Regions from separate parts of the Homo sapiens genome. Here region 1 is linked to region 2. The links are chromatin contacts, found by Hi-C in ENCODE. All regions are on one chromosome and are shown on one strand. The core of a region is the stretch at or near the end of the contact, and the rest is flanking DNA. Distances in the headings are between cores, read along the strand shown.

Region 1 (4,883 bases), core at 1,106-3,605, 2.3 Mb before region 2:
AGTTAGAAATTCTTCAACAAATGCTGCACATATGAAAAATTTACCTTTAATTACAAAATTATATGTTGTCTTCAGTTTCCAATGTCAGATTTTTCTCAGCATGATTATTCTTTTACATTTTAAAATATCATATGAATACAAATCAGCGTTTTTAAAGAATACATAGCATTACATTCTGAGGATTAGGACCCATGCTATTAACTCAGAATTACTTTGAAGGATTACTTTAAATATACTATATTTAGGACTACTTTAAAACTATATGTTTAATCAGGTACGTATTTTTCATTTAAAGCAACGTTCACAGTTTGTAGTGAGTAAATATAAAAATAAGACTTAACTTTTCAGGTTCTGGCACATATGTTTTTCTTTAAAAATTGCATTCTATATTCCATTAACTGGGTATTTCATTTTTAATCACAATTGAGATATTTCTTTCAATATTTTCAACTTAATGTACGTAAGTCTTTTGTTGGAAAAGTGTCTGTAAATGAATCCTAAATACAAGCAATCACATTATTTATTAAAGAAAATAGAAAGTTACATGTAATATACTTATGATGTCTTTTCAATATGCAAAATATATATCATTTGTAGGTGATTTTAAAACAAAAAAAAATTCCTGATAGTGTTATTTAAGCAGATCATCATGAAAAATATTGCAAGGCATGACATACGGTTAAAGTTCTCAAACTTGTAAGTCAGAAATAAACTATTAGTTGTCACATGGGAAATACTTTGGCACAATTAAGACACTGCATTAAAAGGGAATATTCCCTGAACATTATTATACCCAATATGTCAACAGTAGAAATGTGATAAAAAATGAAACTATTTGTTAGAATGCAATTTAGAAAACCTGATAGGTTGTCCATTTTATTCAGTTTATAATTAAGATAGTGTTTAAATCTGAAATGAATTCTATATATGCATGTTCAATAGACTATAGCACAACAATAAGAATGGAATCACATCTCATTTTATCGTAAATTGTGTAATAAGCGATAAGGTAAAAACTAGGGCTAAAATCCTTCCAGCAAAAATGAAACAGAGCGACCTCAATTGCCCTAATTCATTCTGCTTTTTTCCTTTTTTTTTTTTTTTTTAAGTCTCTTCATTTTCCCTCTGTTCACGTTATTAGCTTACACATGAGTGCGTTATTAGAAAATAACAAAGCCAAACAGGGGGACTTCGAAGGAGCGGGAGATAGGTTCCTTCTACAGCTGAAAGGTATTCTCATTTCATTTGTTAGGAGTTGCAAAAATAGTTTTATAGCCAGGGAGGGACAATGACCTTTCTCTTTCAACAAGCTTGGTGGTTGGTCTTTTGATGGAAAAACTAGGGGATACAACATCTGGTAATTTGTGTTACTGAGCTTAGCTGAGGTCTTAACGATGTAAGCAGATTATTCTTGAAGAAGAACAAAAAAAATTCCGGAAGACTCAATGGACTATTTAAAGTTATTAAGCAGTGCATTCTAGCACTTCAGATCTCTTTTCTGATTCATTTTCCCTTTAATGCTATGCCTTCGAAGCAATTTTTTTTTTTAGGTCTCCCTCCTTCCAATTCCAGTTGACTTTTTTGGTGGTCCACAGCTGTTTTGTCATTCATACCGGCCTCCTTTTTTCCATCACAGCAGAAATGATTACTTTGCTGATTAAATTTTCTCCTTCAGAACTTTAGGAAGCTCTCCTTCACCCCCGGGAGTCATTGCGAGACCAGAAGGGTCAAGCAACACCAAATAGCAACAGCCAAGCCTCCGCAATTTTAAAGAAAGAAAAAAAAATGTGAACAGGAGCAATGCGTGAAGAAAATGACCCACCCTGTCCAGGATTCTAGGCAAAAAAATAAATGAAAGATGGTACTAAGCAGTTGCTGTGGAATCCTTTCCCCACATGCATCATATTAAAATCACATCTAAAGTTTGTGTTTCTTACTCTGATATAAATGGTGTGGGGTTCATTTTGTATATTTACTTTGCCCCAGTAAGAAAAAAGAGACCCAAATGAGATGCATCCTGCAAAGCTCGGAAATATTCTTAGCACTCTTTTTAAAGAAAAAAAGAAATATTCTATATTGAAGTAAGTCAGTAAATAAACATTAACTTGAATATTCAAGTTTATCTGACTTAACTCTGGCAAAAAAAAAAAAAAAGATATTGCTGTAACTTTAAGTTTTATCTGAAAGTCTAAGCAAGTCAAAATACAGAACACAGAAGGAGCCTCATAGACTGTAGCCCACCTGGAAAGCAGGGGTTCTGGTCTGCATCAGGTCTGCCTCCCAGACAGAGAGCTCGCATGTGCACACAGACTGGCTCTTTGATTAGCACATTGCTTTACAGTTATGAAATGAAGGAAGCAATAACATTACACACCAATTTCAATCTCTCCCGTGCCTACAATTCTTCTGGATGGCAGGACATTATCTTAGATCACTATTTCTTCAAGTCAAAGGGCTTCACAGAGAGCAAAGTATATTACCTTAAAAGAGAAAGAGAAAGTGAAAGAGAATGAGAGAGAAGAAAAAAAAAATAAAGCCCACAAACATTCTGACGAAGGATTCCTTTTGGAAACGAACACCAAACAATTTTCCATCTTAGGGTAGCTACATAATAAAAAATATGGTTCACATGATTTCTGTCAACATTTAGACAAACCATTGTATGTTGATTCATTGCATATTTAATATTAAGTATAATTTCCCATGTTACAATATTTTCCCACGTGACTTCTGAACTTTCTGGAATTGCCGGGAACAGGAGAGGTCTGTGCCACATAAAAAGTAATTCCAGCCCAGATTATTTTTGAAGAATGCAATATACTAGATATATTTGAATTTTATATAATATTTATATTATATTACCTTCAGTATTGCTTTGCTACATTTTAATTTTTTTATGTATGAGTCATTTATAATTAAGATCCCTTTAGGTAAGAGAGCAGTCAACTTATTTCCAATATACTTTAAAAGGTTTCTTCTTTTAATAAGATTGGCAGTTAAATAAATATTTTTCAAATTGAACTAAAATCTACACTGATCATTTCAGTTTTTTCAACATTTGCCCGACATAGTGTTTGAATTGACACTATTTAAAGTCAACAGAAACAGTTGGCTACTTTATACTCTCAATTTACCTCTATATTCTATAGACTTTTTGTAATTAAATATAATTTACTCAAGTTTACAATTTTTTCTTTCATTACTAAGATACAAAATGCTTCAAATGCATCATGTCAGATATACTTGAGCATTTGGTACTTGTCTTTCCATCAGTTCTGCCAGTTTCAGATTCAAAGCAGCATTTGTTGAAGTTCTACCGCAGGAAGAAAAAAAAGTATCCATTTTTGGTTATAAAGGGCAACTGCATAATCAGGGTACTGGCAGATAAACAATGGCAAAAAAGAAACCATTAAAACAGAAAAACTGATGAAATCCACACACACACACACACACACACACACACACAGTTTATCCTTCCACCTAACCTAGCTAAGTCCTTCACATAAAGTTATGCTCACTTATCAAACCAAAATTTTCACCACAATTGGGTTGGTTAATTTTCTTGGTAAAAACTTAGAACCCTACCCCATCTTAATGGCAGATATGTTTCTGAATCAGCAGTGGGACTCTACTTTAGTTATGGAGACAAGCAAAGGAAAGCCCCAAAGGCAGTTCGTGTTCTGGTAAATTGTGCTCATAAACAAAGGATTTCATCAGAGGATTTTAATGTTTTTCCTTGAATCACTCACATGGTTTCAACTACTCTCTGTACATGTCAGTTTCTTCACATAAAACAGGGAGGGTGGCCTAAGAAAGAGCTAACTAGGCCTGGAACTTCTCATTTGATTAATTCCCCTCCTTGGTTTTATCAATATCCAGTCATGTCCTTTTTCACATTTCATCTTTTTTCGTTGTCATTCTGAATCTACTCTGCCACTTCTATCCTTAGAATCCCATTCTTAAATTTACCCTTTTAACCATATTCTTTCATCTTTGTATTAACTACCCCATGGAACCACTTTGATTCTAGCAAAATCCTACTCAAAGCCTGTGGTTGGTCACTGAATACAATCCAAATCTCGGGCTGATTTTCAAGGCTGTTCACGATCTGAGCCTACCTATCTCCCCAGATTTCTCTTCCAGTTTTTCTAATAAGAAGATCATATAGTGGAAGAGGCACCAGACATGGATTCAGGAAACTTAAATTTCAACATAATTTATTATACGAACACTCTGTACCATTTAAGTCATCTAGTCTCTCTGAACTTTAGTTTCCACATACCAAACATTGACAACTGGTGGTCTATGGGCCAGATGTGGACCCAGGTGTGTTGTTTGCTCGAGAGAATTTATTTCGCCCTTTGGGATTATCTGTGAGGTTCGGTGGTCAGTGGCATGTAGATCCCTGCCTCATCTCCAAAAAAGGGGTATTGATGCCTATCACACCATATTGGTGGTGGATTAAGTTAGGTAATATAAGGAGAAGTCCCAGGCTAGTGCTTGTTACAGGAGAGATTTTCAATAAAATTTAGTTCAATTTAAAACAGTTTCACTTGACTACATCCATCTTCTGATGTGAGTTGTATGGATAACTACAAATACATTCTGTCGTTTTCTATTTCTGAGCTTTTGCTCTGATATCCTCTAAAACCACTCTCCCTTCTCTGCCTAGAGAAATCTCAAGAACAGGCCTGAATGTACTTCCTCTCCATAAATCATTTCTTGAGTCCCTGATGACTCAGTCTGAATAGCAGTCTGACTGAATGGCATCAGTCTGAATGGCAGTAATAATGCTACTGGACTTAGAATCTTCAGGCCCAGTAGAAAACTTGAGATCTTGGAAACCAATGTTCACTTTCCAGATGAGGAAACCAAAGGTTAGA
Region 2 (5,035 bases), core at 1,917-4,416:
TTCAGAAGCCAGCTGCCACAGAGATCATAGAACAGGACAACTCTAAATGCCTCAACTATGGTGACTGAGTGGTTGGCTAGCACATTTAATTAATGGGGTAGCCAAGGAAATTTGGTTCACGACATTTTGGTGGTGGAAGAGAGAATTGCAGAGAAGACTTGGGGGAAAGAGAGATATCCAGTCAATAGAAGCGTTTCCTCAGCAAGTGGTGTACGCAGTGTTAAATTGAAACTTTACCATGAACAGGGAAATTGCTTTCAAAACACTGTAATTGAAATAGCTGAACTGAATAAGACAATAAATTAAAGGGAAAAGAGTGAATTATATAAAAAATATATATTACAAAGATTTCTGTGACGATATTCAGATCTATATCAGAGATTTGCTCTGAGAATTAAATGAGATGATGCATCTGAAACCAGCTGATGCAACAAGTCTCTCTCAGGCGAGTCCTGAGAGTCTTTCAACAAGCTCCCAGGTAACCCTGATGCTTCTGGCCTGAGGACCACCCTTTGAGTAGCAGGGACCCAGCACCGTGCCTGGCTTATGTATACTCAATGAAAATGGTTCCCCTATCTCAGTGGTCCTCAAAGCTGAGCGGACATCAGAATGAACAGAGGGCTGTGTTGTAAGACAATTTTCTGGATTCCATTCCCAGAGTTTAGGAGTCAGCATCTCTGGGACAGGGACTGAGCACAGTAAATTCCTAATACAAGCCATCATCCCTGCCCTCAAGGAGTCACAGTATATAACTCGTAAAAGGAAGTATCTCCTCTCCTCTGGAAAAAAAAAAAAAAGCTGTTTATAAACCCAGCTACAGTGAGTACCTTGGAGCTATTAAAACAGTAACAAATGCCTTAATTAGGGCAAGAACAGGGAGTTCTGTAAATCTCCTCCCAGGTCCCTCTGAAGCAAGCAGCTTCCCCCACTGATGCAACCAGGAGTTCCTTTTTACTTTATAAACGTTCCTGAAACAACAAAATTAAAGTCCTCCAAAAATGAGATTATAAACGTTAAATGCTATTTACAAATCTCATGATAGAAACTGCAGCAGAATTCATTTTAATATTGTCACTTAATAAATATGCCACAAGTTTTTTGTTCCCCTCTAAATTATCTTAAATTTCTTCAAAATATGAGCTCAGAAAGAGGGTGAGTTCTTATTGTGTGTGGCAGGGACTGGGGAAAGCACAAAATTAAGTAAACTATGGGCACTCCCCAGCCCCCTCCACCCATAACACCCTCAGTCGCCCAGAGCTCAGAGGGTACAAACTAGAAATCAACCCACCAAGTTCATTTCTAACTCAAGCCTTGGTGTTGCGATTTTACCTACTGAAATGCTCTTCCCTGCAAACTTTGCCTGGCCTCCTCTTCCTCTCCAATCTAACACTTTACCTGGCCTGGCTTTCTTCTCTTGGGAAAGGTTGCAGTGAGCCGAGATTGCACCATTGCACTCCAGCCTGGGTGACAGAGTGAGACTCTGACTCAAAAAAAAAACAAAAACAAAAACAAAAAAACATAGCGTCTCCTCCTGTTGAGGGAAAGGATGAGCCGTCTAGCCCAGGGAAGAGCCGAAGTCAAGGTGCTGGGGGCTGCCAGGATGCAGGTGGCTCTTCGTAAGCATGGGTGCTTGTGGAGAAGTGGTGGGCAGCCACGTGGAATCCAGGTGTGCAGAGGGCAGACTGTGAGTGTCTTGTGTGGGGTGCTAAGGAGCTAGTTCTTCCTGTTGAAATTCAAAGGCCACTATTGAACGGGAGGGAGGCTTTATGGGGTGTGTTTTAGGAAGGTGATAGGGAAGCAGAAGGAAGATAGAATATTGGGGCCTGGAGTGACGGAAGGAGAAAGGGCTCCCAGTATAAAGACCACTGCATTCATATAGTCAGGAGGGAACGGGTCCCTGGAGACCAAGGCAACAGGTCCATGAAGGTCATGTCTAGGGAGCACGACTGAGTGAATCCACTCAAGAAAGATGATCTCCTACACTTTTCTTTCACATTCGCCAAAATGAGGCTGTAATTGAATGTTTGCATCCCAGGTTTGAAACCTAATCTCAGAACCAAATCTTCCCCCTTTTTACAGGTTCCTGAAAGTCCTCTGGCACCTTCAATTGCCTGTATTCATCATAAGTCTGAAGTCCCTTCTCTTAACGCAGCGAATGCCTCTGCTTCTTAAAGAAGCTAAGCTCATCTCCAACTCAGGGCCTTTGTGTTTGCCATTCCCTCTTCTTGGAATGCCATTCCATGTGATTTTGCCTTCTTGGCTGCTCCTCATCACTCACCTTATTACTTAACCATTACCTCCTTAGGGGGCCTTTCCTACCCACTTCCCAGGGTGCCATATTTCCAGCTTTTACTTTCTTTGCCCTTTCATCATTTAAAATGGCCCAGCACTCTTATTTGTTAAAGTATTTATTCTCTCCCTTTCCTCAATAGAATGTCTTGTGGGGTAAAAGAATAAAGATTTTTCTCTGGCTTTGTTGCTTTGACCTCAGTACATACAACAATGCATGGCACATAGTAGATGCTCAATAAATTTGTATTGAATGAGTGACCCAAGGAACCAGAAAGGTGAAAATTAGGATCTGAAGATACCCTGTTGCTCAGGAGCCACCATTTATTCTCTTTTCTCAACGACATTCTCTTCCTCTATTATTATATTAATCCACCCACAAGGAGAGGAGAGACTTGCATCAATGCAAGAGCAAATTCTCCAAGGCAAGTAATAAATCCCACTGCAGGTTTTGCCCAGTGGATATCAGTTCTGGTAGTGGGAAGCATCACTTTTTCTCTGGGCAAGGTACATATCTATGTGACAGCCTCTGTTTATAATAGCTACCACAGAGACCAGACAGGAGGCATTAAAAATTAAACAAGAGAAGAGTCGATCAGCTTCCAATCTTGGGTTTATAGACAGGAAAATGCTTAATGACAGGTGGTCTCTGTACCAGAGGTGGCCTCTGAGAGACATTTCTCTTGATTTTATTTTTTAATTAACTTTTATTTTCAGTATTTTGTCCCCCTTTTCTGCCCCCGATGGAATAATATTTAAATGATAAAAGGCTCACCGCTGTTTCCAGAGCAGCCCAGATCACCTCTCCACCCAGCTGCAAGGGGAGGGAATCTTTAAAGATCACTCTGTTTTGGAATTCTAATGTTGCCAAGTGGCACACATGGATTCTCATCATATGGCTCCCAACTGCAGTTCTTTAAGCTAAAGAGTGCAGTTCTTCACGCTTCCTTGTGACAGTCTCCTAATTACCCATTCTGAGCCCTCTGAAACAGCATTCCTCCTAGTTAAGGATCTCTGCCATCACCGCAAGACACCAGTGAGTTGACTATATTTTATTCAGCATCTATCCACTGTGCATGAATAGTAAAATAGGCACAGTCTAAGGCTTACTATGTGGCATTAAGATATATTCTGACTCAGAACAGAGTCACTGTTAGATTAAATATAGAATATATATATATGAATACACACATAAACTTTTATTATAATGTAGTCATTAATACTTCCAAGTAAGTCATATCTTACTTTAGTATGAATGCTGCCCTCTCATATCCATGATCTCGTCTGATTTTCACAGTCACCCAGGGAGATAGCAATCGTATTCTACTCATCTTACAGAAGTCAAAGCTAAGGCTCACAGAGGCTGAGTAACTTACCTAAGGTCATATAGCTAATGAGTGCCATAGCTGAGATTTGAACCTAGGCAGTCTGATACCAGAGCTATGCTTCACAACACTGAAATGTACAGGTGTGTCCTGAGGAATGATGAAAGGAGAAAAAAAATAATTTTGGAAGTATAGTAGGAATTAGATTGTGCAGGATCTTAAATGCCATGAGAAGTCATTTGGAGTTTATTTAAGTCACTTAAGGAAATATCAGGGTTTGAATGAAAGGTCTTTGAATAAAAAGACTGACAGTTTTACCCTCCACTTTGTCACTTTATTATAATTAAAATTATATATATATACATATATGTCTGTTATATTTGTGCCACTCTCTTTGCTAGAATGAATCTGTGACATGAACAGAGTCCTTGTGTGACTTATTCATTGCCTACCTACGTCAATGTCTGGCATATATAAGGCACTCAGTATTCATTGAGTGAATGAACCAAGGAAACCATGTCTAAAGCTCCAATGCCATCCCAAGCCTGGACCCCGGGTTCCTTAAACTAAAAGCACACCATTGTCCAACACAGCTGTCCTAGATGTTGAACAGAATGACCCCTTGGACCCAGCCCCATCCGGTTCTGCCCATCCCTCACAACAGACTTGGAATATAAACCTGGCCTCAGGTTTTCTTAGAAGACAAGATGGCCTTGTTCTGGTTTGCTGAATGTAGCATACCACTCTGGATTACCTGATTTGATAGGGACTCTTGTCAAAAGTGGTCACCTTGCCTATCTGCTGTGCAATTTCCCTTTATTATTAAGTGTTGTATCACATAGCTTCATTTGAACAGTAGTAAAAGAGGAGGCAAAAAAAGAAAAGAAAAGAAAAGAAAGAAACCACCCACATGTGAACTCACCCCTCCCTGTTCATTCCGACCTTCGCTTCATTGCCTCCTCCATATCCTCCACTGTTAGTACAGAGCACTTAACCTTCCACGGGGTATTTTTATGCTCCATTTTCTGTGCCATTATGAAGGAGATGAAAGTAAATGGAGTTCTCTTTGGATGGGAGCTGTTATCACCCACTTACGGGCTTTCCCACCCTTCCCACTTCCCAAAGGGGAAACACAGATGCAAAGAGAGTGAAGGTGTTTTCGAATTAAATGCATCTCAGAAAGCCAGGTAGGCAAGAACAAATATGCCTTTTGCTAGGAATGCCAAACTAGTAAAGCACCTCCAATTGATCTGCACGGAAGAGCATTTACTTAGTAACAAAGCAGACCAGTGCAAGACCGGCTAAGCTGTCTTGTTTACTCCCTGCCGGGGTCTTGTGCTTCTCATTTCCAACACTTGTCACACACAACTACTTGTGTAATGTCTGCTTTCAAGGATATTGTTATGATGATCTATTCTCAT

The links. A loop is a pair of places that touch in the nucleus more often than their neighbours do. Pooled maps may share reads with other maps.
Region 1: a loop to region 2 is called in a map with no recorded cell type, with 3 times the contacts of the local background. The contact joins the enhancer-like site here to the promoter of LINC02852 in region 2. A Hi-C loop is called at or near these places in 1 of 168 maps with a recorded cell type or tissue (endothelial cell of umbilical vein), 1 of 37 single-sample maps with no recorded cell type and 4 of 50 pooled maps.

Annotation. Positions count from the first base shown.
Region 1 is chr15:96,887,785-96,892,667 of GRCh38, reverse strand. No RefSeq gene overlaps it. Among named protein-coding and RNA genes, the nearest start is that of SPATA8, 110 kb to the right of the region's middle. Within about 2 kb of position 2,355, at least 4 of the 41 ENCODE cell types and tissues checked have a DNase peak (open chromatin) inside an H3K27ac peak, as active enhancers do; they include endothelial cell of umbilical vein, where a contact is called at or near this core.
Region 2 is chr15:94,587,387-94,592,421 of GRCh38, reverse strand. LINC02852 (long intergenic non-protein coding RNA 2852) reads left to right here and starts at 3,166. Exons shown (of 3, transcript XR_932641.4): 1 at 3,166-3,325.